Linked DNA regions of Homo sapiens: regions 2 and 3 are each linked to region 1. The links are chromatin contacts, found by Hi-C or POLR2A ChIA-PET in ENCODE. All regions are on one chromosome and are shown on one strand. Each heading gives the region's core, a stretch centred on a gene start or an enhancer-like site at or near the end of the contact. The rest is flanking DNA. Distances are from core to core; before and after follow the strand shown. Region 1 holds the start of RCOR3 (REST corepressor 3). Region 2 holds the start of KCNH1 (potassium voltage-gated channel subfamily H member 1). Region 3 holds the start of LINC00467 (long intergenic non-protein coding RNA 467).

Region 1 (4,190 bases), core at 244-2,743:
TCAAATATTTAATGGAATCACATTAAGCTTTAATAGAGAGATGAGACTATCTCTACTACTAGAACCAGATAGTTTTGTACACACACAGGAGACTTTTCACTTCAGAAATATTTACTTCCCAGGGTTTTCTTGGCTCAATTCCTGAGTTAGATATATTATTTCTCTCAGTAAGGTTTGCTCTGGCCAGAGACGTTCATTTCTGGTTTGATCCACTCTGGATTGACCCATAATAGAATTATTACAAGACAGTATTTTCAAGTGTTTGGAGAGTATCTGCTGAACCCCAATACCGCTCAGCATACATCTGCATACTAGAGGCTCACAGTTAAATCCTCACTTATTTCTACTTATTCGTCAGTGGGGGGGAAGAAATCAGAAAAAGAGGAAAAGAAAATCATAAACAGCCCCCAATGCCAGGCAGCCTGGCACGCAGCAGATGCCCTCAAATCTGGTGAAGGAATAAACGCAGTTTCCTACTCCTTTCGCCGAATGCAATTCAGAAAAGCATTACAGAGCACAACTCCTTCCAGGCTGGAAACGCTGCCAGAAAGCAGCTCTCGCTTCACCTCTGCCGGGGGACTCCGCCCTCTCCCCCAGCGCTCCAAGCGGAGACCGCAGGTCAGCAAGAACTGAAAACGCGTCTACTGGGCCAGGTCTCATGTTTATCTTATTTCCCCCTCACTCCACAGCACTCACTCCCCAGCTATTAAAACAGAGAAGAAAAAAAAGGAAAGAAAGATGGTAAGAATAAGACAGTAGGGTTAGGATCGGGGAGAGGGGCTTCAGCAAAAAACAGTTGCATCGCTCAGCCCCGGAAACTCATCCCGTCATCCCCAGACTCTCTCTCGGGAACTGGGCCCTACTTCAGAGATCCAGAAACAAAAATTGTAGCGTCGAGATGGTTAGGGCCGAGTCTACTTCTTTCGCCGGTTGGGCCTCAGAGCCCCAAGGCCGCCCTGCTATACTGCGCGACTGCACCGCGGGCCAGAGCGCGCCCCTAGCTCGAGGCTGCCAGCGGACACCGGGAAACTGAGCGGCCTGCGGGTCCAGACATCTGAGGAACGCCGCGCTCAGGCCCGTGCCTGCAGCCCGGTCCGCAGAGGGGGGGGGCCGCTCCCCCCGGTCGCCCAGTCGGGTCGCGCCGGTCCTTTCTCAGGGTGACCGCGTTCCTTCCGCCCAGAGAGGGCAAAGAGTCCCGCTCCCTCGTGTGCATCTCCCGCCCGCGCTCCGGAGCGCCCCCTAGGAAGAAAGCCCGAGCGGCGGCCACGCCTCGGTGGCGATTTTATTAGCGCTTGGTTGGGGTGGCCCGGCTGCCTGCGAGCGGGGTTTCCCCGCCCCTCCCCCCTTCCCCTCCCCCCAGGCGGCCGGAACCTCCCTGCGGAGCGGAGTGATACCGGCGGCGGCGTAGAGCGCGGTGCGGCCGAGGGGCGCCCGGGACTGCGCGGGGCGGGCGGCGGCGGAGGGAGGAGGGGAGAGAGGCGGGGCCGGGGCGGGTTGTTGTGAGGCGACTGCGCTACTGCCGGAGCGGGGCGGTTATGGCGGCTCCATATTAACAGCCTCCTCCTCCTCCGCCGCCGCCGCCGTCTCCTCCTCCTCCTCCTTTCCCTCCCGCCCGCGCTCTAAGCCATCTCCGCCTTCACCCTGACGCCTGCCTCTTCCCCTCACCTTTCCCCCTCCCCTGTTCTACCATGCCCGGCATGATGGAGAAAGGGCCCGAGTTACTGGGGAAGAACCGATCGGCCAACGGCAGCGCCAAGAGCCCGGCAGGCGGCGGCGGCAGCGGCGCCTCGTCCACCAACGGCGGGCTGCACTACTCAGAGCCCGAGAGCGGCTGCAGCAGCGACGACGAGCACGGTGGTAGCCTCGAACTCCTCCCCGCCAGCCCGCCTGCCCCCCTCCCTCTTCCCCTCCCCCAGCCCCCTCCCCTCGCCGCTCTCCCGCCCTCCCTCCCCTCAGAGCCTGGGCGCTGCGGTAGCCTCGAACTCCCGGTGCAGTGCAGCAGCACCCCCGCGACCCCCCGTCCCTCCGCCCTCGACCAATCCTCCGCCTTTGCCCCCCCCCGCTCCCCGCCCCCAATCCGCTGCCATCTCCCGGAGTGCCCCGAGTTGATATCTTCCCATCCACCCGCCGCTTCTTTCCTCCATCTAGCGATTTTTATTTTTTAAGTGTCTCTTCCTTTTTCTTTCTTTTCTTCTTTTTTATTTTTTATATATATTTTTTGGCATTGCTTTGCAGATGTTGGGATGAGAGTCGGAGCCGAATACCAAGCTCGGATCCCTGAATTTGATCCAGGTAGATATATTTGCTTAAGCAAAATCTCATATCCCCTTTCCTGGGCTTGGTTTGGGGTGGACGGGCTAGGAGTCCGGGCATGGGGCCGGGAGGGGATGCGGGGTTGGGCTGGGCAGGCATCCGTGGCGGGGAGGCTGTCAGGCTTGGCCGGGCTGTGACACTGGGCGTGTGGGCAGATGTGTGCACTGCAAGGTTAACATGGTTCCCTTCGGAGGCCACTTGCCCGCTGGGGGCATCGCCTTCCTAGCCCTTGAGCCTGGGGCAGGGTCGGGGTGAGCAGAGGGAGACGGCCCTTGGCGGAGTCCAGGGTCCGAGGCCGCGGGCTGGAGGAGCAGGCGTGCGGACTGTATGGACGAACCGTGCAAATGTCAATTGCCACCTCGCTCGCCCCGGCGCCGAGGGCCGCGCTCTGTCGGGCGGGTGGCAGAGGCCAGGGCGGCTGTCACCGGCCGGGGAAGCCAAGGGCGAGCCCTGCCGACCTGTGCGCAGCCGGGATTGTCTCTTTTCTTTCTTTTTGGCTAGGTGGTGTAGCTTTGGTCGCGGCAGCTCTGCGGAGTGCAGGAGCCGCGGAGAGAAAGGGGTGGGGGAAGGGGGTGGGGAGACGCCAGCGGCAGGCACACCTCGCTCGCCAGCCAGCTCTGGGAAGTTAGACCACAGGACAGTGGCTGCAGCTGCCAAGGAGACATTTTCTCCCCGACCAGCCAGGTTCCAGCGTCCTCTGCCAACCCAGCTTGCGGGCTCCCTGTCTACTTTTCTCCAAACAGGCTCCCCGGCGGTCACGAGATTTCAGCCTGTGCAGGGATTGGGCGAGAGTTCCGCATATGGAGGCGCCCTTGCTGGAGCCTCTCGGAGTGGAGCGCGTTTCCTTCTCCCCACCCTGCCTGAGACCCTTCTCAGTTAAGGCTTTGGACAGACTTTGAAAGGGACCCACCTTTTTTTTTCCTCCTTACAGTTTGTCAATTTTTGCCCAGTGCCCATAATATTGCGTTTGTGTCAGACATTGGATTTCTATGTTAGATATTAAAGAGCTTACTTGTATTTTCTTGGAGAGAAACAATGTTTAATTATTAGGATACAGAGGCGTGTTTTTTTGTTCCTCCTCTCCCCATTAAGACAATGCAAAATGATATTTACCAACCATTTGGATTTCAGATAGCAGCTCTTCCTCCTGTCCCAAGTGAGGAGGATGAAAAGTAATGAGTCGGGACAGTCTCATTTTTAATAGGTGAAAACAGTGATGCAAGAGTGTTCACTAGATTTGGGTTGCCTTCTAAATGACTGGCTGGGAATACATTTTATTCAAAGACTATCAGTGTGTATACTGATGGGCTTCAAATAATTTTAAATGTTTTATGAAACTAATTTTCTTTATTGATGTTGCTAGTAGGTGAATGGCACTTTCACACCACTCTGCTCCCTTTGGGTTTACTTGACATTTGGAAAGAGCACATTTTGGCTTTAAGAGACTGAATTCACGCCAGGCGCGGTGGCTCACGCCTGTAATCCCAGCACTTTGGGAGGCTGAGGCGGGTGGATCACGAGGTCGGGAGATCAAGACCATCCTGGCTAACACGGTGAAACCCCGTCTCTACTAAAAATACAAAAAATTAGCCGATCGTGGTGGCACGCACCTGTAAACCCAGCTACTCGGGAGGCTGAGGCAGGAGAATCATTGCTTGAACCCGGGAGGCGGAGGTTGCAGTGAGCCGAGATCACGCCATTGCACTCCAGCCTGGGCAACAGAGTGAGACTCCATCTCAAAAAAAAAAAAAAAAAACTGAATTCAATTCCTAACTCCCAACTCTTCTTTTTGTGGTCTGAGCAAGCCACAGGCTTTCCCTGAGCCTCAGTATTCCTAGCTATAAAAACTTTTTTTTTTTTTTTTTTTTTTGAGGTGA
Region 2 (4,113 bases), core at 718-3,217, 130 kb before region 1:
GATATTTATGAGAAAGTTGGTGTCACTGACAATGGGATAACCAAATTTGCAAGATTGTCTCCATACCCCTTAATAGTCCAATAAAAATAGCAATAATAGCACAGTAACTCTTATTTTATTTAAAAATAAATGAACAACTCCAGCTTTTTTATGGCAAAACAGTTCATTGTGGCTGTTCACATAGCAATTATCATCCCCTTGCATCCCCAGGTAATGACTGTGACCTTGACCTAAAAGCCACCTTAGTTTGAATAAGGAAGACCTTGAAAGGAAAGGTGACTGACCAGAAACACTCTTAAGAGGCACACAATAAAGAAATGATCATTTCTAAGAAAGTACTTAAATAATACGTGATTATTTGCTATGCTAGTTGATGTGTTTCATTATAAGATAAACTTAAATCACTGTTTAATTAAAGAGTGTTTATTAGTAGCATAAGTCACTTTTCATGCCCTTCCCCTGAATCCCTAACTAAATCCAAACAGAAGCTCATCATTTTACACAGAAGCTCCTTAGACTCTGAAATCGTGATATTTACACATTATTAAAACCCATTTCCTAAGTTAGCTCCTCATGTCTCCCTGGTAGAAGAATGTCATCTGTTTCTGGAAGGGGTGGGGTGGGGGCTCTAGGAGTCTGCAAAGAGCATCTTATGCTTGGCTATCTTTCAATATAGCCATTTGATGAACTCGTGCGCTGCGCCTTCCAACTGCCAGGACTCCTAGTCGCTCTGCAAGTGCTTAGTTGGGGTCTCTCCTCTGTTAAGTCCGAAAGGCGTTTGGAATTCTTCCTTTCCATCCCCGCTCCTAGGACTCTCGCCTCTCAAGGCTTCATGCTACCGTCGATCTTAATGCCACAAGGAAACAGATGAGTGCTGATTGTCAGTTTATTGGGTAATGGATCTATTTATAGGTTTGGTGAGATTGGGAATTTATAGGTGAGCAACACTTAAGGGTGGCATAAAACCGTTGTGGGTTTGGAAGAGGGGAAATATAACAGGTTTGTACCTGTGACCATTTAGTTCGCTCTGCACCTGTGCCCTCCACTTCCCACCTGACGCCAGGAAAACCATCTGCCCCTCACTTCGAAGGTGAGCCTTAACTTCACCTAGAAAGTGGTGGGTGGGTGAAGGGGTGGAATCAGGCCGCCGAGAGCACGTCCCGACACCTCGGACTTTTCAGTTGCAGGGATGGAAGGTGGAGGCAGCCGGATCCTCCCATTCTGAGGCAGCGGGGACCTGGAGTTGCCCGTCTCTACTGCTGGCTCTCCCTGGGGAGAGGCGGCGCCTCTGGGAGCAGCCCGGGAGCCCCAGAGCCTTCGCGGAAGGGTGGGCAGTGCCGATGGGGCGCGCGCTGCCGCTCCGGCTGCAGCCAGCTTTCCATCACTTTTCCCAGTACTTTGCTCAGCAGCTGTCACGCATCCTTGGAGATAAGACCGAGAGGGCGCTAGAAAGGCCCAAAAGGCGTCCCCAGAAGAGCTCTCCTGTTAGGATGGGGACCCATCAGACCCCGCCCCGCCCTGCCCACCTTTCTCTGCCTCGGGGAGGCTGCCCTGGGTGCCCGCGCCGCGGCTCCTTAGCAGAGCTCGCGGGTTCTGCTGCATCTGCTGGCTCCGAGCGGCGAGAGGTTCTGCAATAAAGGCACGGATAAAACGCCCGGGTAATCGAAATCCGAATGCACCTCTTACCATTGGACCGCCGAACAATATTCTCCAGAAACGTGTTTTGAGGGGCCACTAGTCCCCTCCTGCCCCCAGCCATGGTCATCCTCCCAGCAGCTCGGGGTCCGGCGGGCGTCCTGGCGCGGCTTCTTACGACAGCAGGAAACTGGCCTCGGGGCCCGCACGCAGTCCCGGCTCGAAGCGCCCCATGCGCCCGGCGGGGATCCGCAGGCAGGGCTGGCGGCTCCCTCTGGCTGCTACCCTCGCGCCCTCTTCGCGCCTCCCTCCCTGCGGCCCGCCTCGCAGTGCACTCGCGCCGGCCTCGGCTAGCGGCAGCCGCCTCCGGGTGGGCGGAGGGAGCAGCGGCGCCTGGGCCGGCGGCGCCCCCTACCGGGCTCGTGCCCCACCGCCGGCCTGCGGGAGACCAAGCTGGGGGGCTCCCGCAGAGGCAGGGAAGTGGCGGGCGGCCGTGGACCAAGGCTGGGACGGCAGCGCCACCCTCTGGGTTCAGCCGGGAAATGTGTTCAGGATGTGCCATGGGCTGGGTGGAGAGGAGGGCATTGTGAGCAGCTTTCAGGGCGGATTCACCCCCAACAAGTCTTAGGGGAGCGTGCTGATGTAACTCTCTTCCTTTGCTCTGTTTCAGGCCGGGGCCCCCGGGACCTGTGAGGCTCTGGGAACACCTTCTTGCCTTCCTGTAAGGTTAGCCTGACTAGTGAAAGTTGCCCCACCTTGATTCTAGGCCAGTGTTTGAGCAGTAATTAATGAAGTCGTATTGCAATAGTGCAGATTTAGAGTGACTGGCAGATTCAGCTTCAGAAGAGTTGTCTTGGGTTGTTTTTACCGTAGACACAAATGCAGGCTCCTGATGTTTGGTATGATCAGTATCAAACTGCCTGACAAACATCAAAGGGGTGGACTTGTCTCTAAGGGCGAATGCTCAGGAGAGGGGCAGCATTAATTAAGCAACCGTGGCTTTGGCTTGAAGGGTAGTCTGTAGTGCAGAGGATACAGTTAGTTTTTACAGCTGACCCCTGGTATACGGAAGAACCACATACACCCAAGGTTTCTGGACAGGGGCTAAGACAACGGTCGTTTGTTCACTTATTTTGGGGGATTTCGACCCACACATAGTCTGTACCTGCCTTTTTACTATGTATCCCCAGTCGGTGCGGTGGGAGACTAAGCCTATGTCCCACAGGAGAAATGAATGGAGAGTTTACTAGTTTCAGACTGAGTCAACAGTCAACACAAAAATGTAAGAGAAAAAAAAACTAACCCTGAAAATTAATTGTCTGGGTTAGCCATCCTGACATATCCTAATGTATTGCAAAGACATCCTGTCTCAGTTAATTAATTTCAAAAACAGAAGAACTAATTCTTGCCCAGAAATCTCTCAGAGTTGCTGTGAAGATCAAGCAAGAATTATGTATGGGGACAGCACCTTAAATTGTAAAGTGCTGTGCCAAGGTCAGACGTCATTATTGGAGTGACTAAATAAATTGGGCCATTACGAATATCACCCTTTATCTCGTCTTGTGTAGAGACAAAGTAAACAGATTGCTGTTAGCAGAGAGTTGGATAAGACTGTCATAGGATTTGAAATGCAAGTAATGATACACTTTTTCCTTAAGATAGCCTTCTACCCATCGCCTGTTACCTAGTCTAGAACAGTGATTTCTTAAACCCTAGCTCCGTCTAGTGGTTCTTTGTTCTATTACAAATGAGATAACACTGGTTGAAGAGAACTTGATTCTGAAATGTATTTGGTGCTGAGCTGAGCCAGTTTGGTGCCTATCCACTTCATTTGAATAAGTTCATTTAAATAAGGTTTTTAAAGTTGTGTTATCGCACAAACATGCCAAGGGAAGATTTTTCATGACAATATTAAAAACCCATCAAGAAACCTCATAATCCTGCTTGTGAAAGGAAGATAAAGAAAATAATGTGGAGGGGAAAACTATCATAGAGAGTTAATAAAATTTCTAAGGTTTTAATGAGCTCTCATGTTCTGTGGCTTAGATAAAAAAGGAAACAGATGATATTAGTTTGAGATCAGAGATGTTAAAGCCTTGGTGGGCAACCTGATGAGAAAAAGAAATAAGATGTCTTCCATTTTAAATGTACTACTGAAATGGATCTCAACATGGACTCTGTGTGTGTGTGTATGTGTGTGTGTATTGGCACCTTTTTGAATACTACAATTTTTGGTGGCACACTTGAAGAAATTAAAAGACCTAAAACAAAATAGTGCTACTACAAAGTGGTTCTTTTTTTTAAAGTTTTAAACCTCCAGATTGTGTGCCATAACACGATCACATTATTTTACGTCTTTTTGCTTAAATAAGACTGGATGCTTATAAAAGCACTGTTATACTGTGTTATGGCACTTTAAGTACTTGCTTAGAAATGATCATTTCTTCATTGTGTGCTTCTTAAGAGTGTTTCTGGTCA
Region 3 (4,205 bases), core at 481-2,980, 120 kb after region 1:
TTTTAAGACAGATTTTATCTATAAAACCAAAAGCTGGTTTGATAAATATGATCAAGAAAAAGACTCCAATACAATATATAAGAATATATATATAAGAATATATAAGAATGGTTGAGAACAATATGAGATTTTTTTAAATGTTAGAAAATATAGCTGAAATACTTTTTTTTTAAAGATGGAGTCTCGCTCTGTCCCCCAGGCTGGAGTGCAGTAGCAAAATCTCAGCTCACTGCAAGCTCCGCCTCCCGGGTTCAAGCCATTCTCCTGCTTCAGCCTCCTGAGTAGCTGGGACTACAGGCGCCCGCCACCATGCCCGGCTAATTTTTCATTGTCGTATTTTTAGTAGAGACGGAGTTTCACCGTGTTAGCCAGGATGGTCTCGATCTCCTGACCTCGTGATCCGCCCTCCTCGGCCTCCCAATGTGCTGGGATCACAGGCGTGAGTCACCGCACCCGGCCAATACTTTTCTAGAAAAAACTAATTTTCTCAAGAAGCAAAAGAAAAAATTCTAGGTATCAATAACGATGGACGCTATATAAAAAACAAAACTATCCATTAAGATGGCACCACACCCAGAAGGCTTTAAAGATGAGTTCTTCAAAACCTAAGAAATGTATCATTCACACATGCTATGTCTATTCCAGGTCATACAAAAATAAGTTAACCTGTCTGACTCCTAGCACAACCTGATACCAAAACTAGACAAGGACAGCAAAAGAAAACCATAAGCCAATCTAACTTAGGTGCATACATGAAAATCCAAAATTAACTACACAGCAAATTGCATCCAGCAATATATTGAAAAAATAAGATACCAGGATTCTAAGTTTGGCTCACCATTAGAAAATCTATTATTGTAGTTATTTTATTGTAGAGTAATGGAAAAAAGGCCATACAATCATCTCAAAGACTGATACTGAAAATACTTGGTAAAACTTAGTCATTTGCTGATTAAAAAAAAAACCGATATGGTAAACTACGAAAAGAACATAATTTGCCTATACACCCACACACACACACACCATAAACCTGCAGAAGATATCTTGAATGAAACCTAAGATGCAATCCAAAATAACTCCTGGTAAGAAATAAGTACCTCCGGCTACTATTCAGTGTTGCACTGGATTCTTGGGAAAAGCCAAAATTGTTCTTTACAGATAAATTCTTACCTACAAATCAAAGAGGACTGCCTGTCAAATTTTTAGAATACGAACGTTTAGTGAAGTGTCCAGATAGATCAACAATCAAAAGCCATTCTTATACAAGGATACTAATGGATTAATAGTCTATTAGTAAAAACAAACTACAATAACAAAAATAGCTATGAAAAAATGTTAAATGCGCACAACACCAAGCGAACTGCAACGCTTTACCTGAAAAACAAAGGGAGAACTGAATTAATTTAAAAAAATAGCCACATTGCTGGACGGGAATTCTCAATATTGTACTAGTATCCAATCTCGGCAAATCTACAAAAATATGGAATCCCAAACAAATCCCTGGAAATCTTTGCCATTTGGGCGCCAATCTACTAAAGAAATCGGCCCCAGGGTGTGAGGTTTCTCACATGTGCGTGAAAACGCTTCGAGAGGGGTGCAGCCGCGGACACAAAAACCGTGGCTTGAGTCCCCGCGCCCCTCCCCTCCCCTCCCCTCCCTCCCTCCAGTCCAGCAGCTCTTGCCTAAGGCTCCCGCGACCGGAAGAGTCGCTTCCGCTCCCGCCCCGCTCTGTGGCGTAGGCCGGACATTTCTAGTCGACTGTTGCGCGTGCGCGCGCTGTGACGTTCCCTACGCGGTCGGGCGTTGGGTTTCGCGGCGCTCGCCGCACTGGTTGTTCAGCACCTTCGGTCCGGTTGAGGTTGTCAAGTCGGACCAAACAGGTTGTTTCTCTGCAGTTTCCAGTAAGTGACCGTTCCAGCCGGGGCTGTGGCTAGAGTGTGAAGGCAAACCGGTAGAAGCCGCGCCGCCATTTTCTTCCCACCTCACTCTTTCCTCAATCTCCCTTCGGTCACTCCGAGGGGACTGTTGGTAGCCCCCCTCTGCCCGGTCCCCCGCTAATGAGGCCGCTCCCAAGCTCTGAGTTTCCCCAAAAGATGTGTCCTTTGTCATGAAAGCTCTCGTAGTATTTAAGTGCTAATACTCGACGGCCGCCGACTTCTCAGATGCACCCTGGAGGGTGTGCTCTTGGCCTGACACTTATTAGCCCTTCCGCTTCCTACAGTTGTGATGGGCCCTCAGATACTCACCAGGAAAATGTGATGCCCGCACCACCACTTCTTACTCCAACTTTCTTTGTAATTATGTCCTCTGTTTCAGAATCCTACTGCCGCGGAACAAAAATGTACCAAGGACCATTCCACTTAACGTCCCTCCCTTCCTTCTCAAACCCTTAAGAGTGCCTTAAGAGTAAGGTACTGACCTAAGTGCTTTACATGCATTTTATTTAATCTTCCCACGCAGTCCTTAAGTAGGCAGACATGAGAAAATTGAGGCACAGAAAAGTTTAATAATTTGCTCAAGGCAACATAGGTTGGATGTGGTAGGGCTGAAATTTGGATTTATTGTGTAGCTTACTCAATCTGGTGTTGTTATCATTCATTCCTTTCTCTTTCCCAAATACTGAGTATTCCTTTTTTTCTTAGTTGCTTCTACAGAGGAATTTTTTTCCTTAATGCTGTTTAGAGGGTTCTTCTTGAGAAATTTGGGTTCTGTCTGAAAACCCTTTTCTCAGAGCTCTCCTTACACAGACGCTTAAGTGTTGTTTTTCCAAATCTAAGCTCTAAACTTAATAATATTTTGCATATCCAAAATGTGCTCATGCTTCCTTAAAAAAGTACCCCTAAACCAGTACCCACCAACCAGCCCCCTTCCTCTACCTCAATATGACAATGGTTATCACTATTCTCAGCAAACATTTGGGCAGCTAGCTTATGTAAGACAATAAAGGTAATTGGGGTTTTGAAGAACTCTGAGGTTTAGTTCCGACCTGAAGGAGAAACATGAAAAGGCCTTCATAAAAAGGCCACATAAAATAGCAGATAAATCCCATCTCAGTTGCACAGAATACAAATTGTATAAGAGCAACTTTGGACAAATCAGGTAAAAGTGCTAGATGTGTTTACTCATCTGTAAAATGTTAAGGTTAGGCTAGGTCACTAAAATATTATAAATCTAATTTCAGAGAGAGGAGTGATAACTCTGTACTCACTATTGAGGGAGGTGGAGGCTGTAGTTTGTTTTTAGTGTTTTTTTTTGTTTTTTTGTTTGTTTGTTTTTGAGACAGGGTCTCACTCTGTCGCCCAGGCTGGAGTGCAGTGGCGTGATCAGAGCTCACTGCAGCCTCCACCTCAGCCTCCTGAGTATCTGGGACTACAGGTGTGCACCACCATGCCCGGCTAATTTTTGTATTTTTTGTAGAGACAGGGTCTCACTATGTTGCCCAGGCTGGTCTTGAACTCCTGGCTTCAAGCAGTCCTCCCACCTTGGCCTCCCAAAGTGCTGGGATTACAGGTATGAGCCACTGCACCCCACCTGTAGTGTGTTCTCGATACAGAGACAAGGTTGAAGGATTCAGAGTACAATTTTCTCATTTTGAATATCTGATAAAATCTGTAGACCCTCCATCAACAGAGGATTGGGTAAAGAAAATGTGGTGGTGTGTGTGTGTGTGTGTGTGTGTGTGTGTATGCCATGGAATACTATTTAGCCATTAAAAAGTCATGTTTTTTCAGCAACATGGATAGAACTGGAAGCCATTATCCTAACCGAAATAACTCAGAAAGCCAAATATCACATGTTCTCACTTAAAGCAGGAGCTGAGAAGTGATGGGTACACGTACATATAGACACTGCAGACTACAAAAGGTGGGAGGATGGGAGGGGGGTGAGGGTTGAAAAGTTACATACTGGGAACAATGCTCACAATTTTGGTAATGGGTACACTAAAAGCCCAGGCTTCACCACTGTGCAATATGTACATCTAAGAATTCTGCACTCGTACCCTCTAAATATATAAAAATTATGTTTTTCTGAGACAGTCTTGCTTTGTCACCCAGGCTGGTGCAATCTTGGCTCACTGCAACATCTGCCTCCTGGGTTCAAGTGATTCTCATGCTTCAGCCTCCCGAGTAGCTGGGACTATAGGTGTGCACCATCACACCTGACTAATTTTTGTAACTTTAGTAGATATGGGTTTTGCTACGTTG

What was found. Hi-C counts contacts between places; a loop is a spot of excess contacts on that map. ChIA-PET counts read pairs that join two places held with the same protein, here RNA polymerase II (POLR2A). Pooled maps may share reads with other maps.
Region 2: a loop to region 1 is called in a map of PC-3, with 13 times the contacts of the local background. The contact joins the promoter of KCNH1 here to the promoter of RCOR3 in region 1. A Hi-C loop is called at or near these places in 24 of 168 maps with a recorded cell type or tissue (B cell, CD4-positive, alpha-beta T cell, CD4-positive, alpha-beta memory T cell and 18 more), 20 of 37 single-sample maps with no recorded cell type and 29 of 50 pooled maps. POLR2A ChIA-PET finds 5 or more read pairs at or near these places in 7 of 52 experiments (CD4-positive, alpha-beta T cell, CD8-positive, alpha-beta memory T cell, MCF 10A and 4 more).
Region 3: a loop to region 1 is called in a map of natural killer cell, with 9 times the contacts of the local background. The contact joins the promoter of LINC00467 here to the promoter of RCOR3 in region 1. A Hi-C loop is called at or near these places in 28 of 168 maps with a recorded cell type or tissue (B cell, CD4-positive, alpha-beta T cell, CD4-positive, alpha-beta memory T cell and 21 more), 31 of 37 single-sample maps with no recorded cell type and 42 of 50 pooled maps. POLR2A ChIA-PET finds 5 or more read pairs at or near these places in 10 of 52 experiments (A549, GM12878, K562 and 7 more).

The regions. Positions count from the first base shown.
Region 1 is chr1:211,257,873-211,262,062 of GRCh38, forward strand. RCOR3 (REST corepressor 3) reads left to right here and starts at 1,494. Exons shown (of 12, transcript NM_001136223.3): 1 at 1,494-1,854; 2 at 2,236-2,292. The coding sequence starts at 1,689. LOC105372902 (a long non-coding RNA gene) reads right to left here and starts at 1,320. Exons shown (of 2, transcript XR_922552.3): 1 at 864-1,320; 2 at 1-703. RefSeq lists enhancers at 313-432, 707-1,208, 1,711-2,210 and silencers at 913-1,702, 1,773-2,072.
Region 2 is chr1:211,132,181-211,136,293 of GRCh38, forward strand. KCNH1 (potassium voltage-gated channel subfamily H member 1) reads right to left here and starts at 1,968. Exons shown (of 11, transcript NM_172362.3): 1 at 1,687-1,968. The coding sequence starts at 1,765. KCNH1-IT1 (KCNH1 intronic transcript 1) reads right to left here and starts at 1,194. Exons shown (of 2, transcript NR_046784.1): 1 at 1,008-1,194; 2 at 99-846. RefSeq lists silencers at 1,185-1,375, 1,870-2,149.
Region 3 is chr1:211,381,025-211,385,229 of GRCh38, forward strand. It overlaps LINC00467 (long intergenic non-protein coding RNA 467), which reads left to right and starts at 1,731. Exons shown (of 6, transcript NR_026761.2): 1 at 1,731-1,901. LOC124904504 (a long non-coding RNA gene) reads right to left here and starts at 1,720. Exons shown (of 2, transcript XR_007066868.1): 1 at 1,569-1,720; 2 at 1-1,374. It overlaps LOC107985259 (a long non-coding RNA gene), which reads right to left and starts at 3,260. Exons shown (of 2, transcript XR_001738447.1): 1 at 2,247-3,260; 2 at 1,802-1,930. RefSeq lists an enhancer at 1,844-1,913.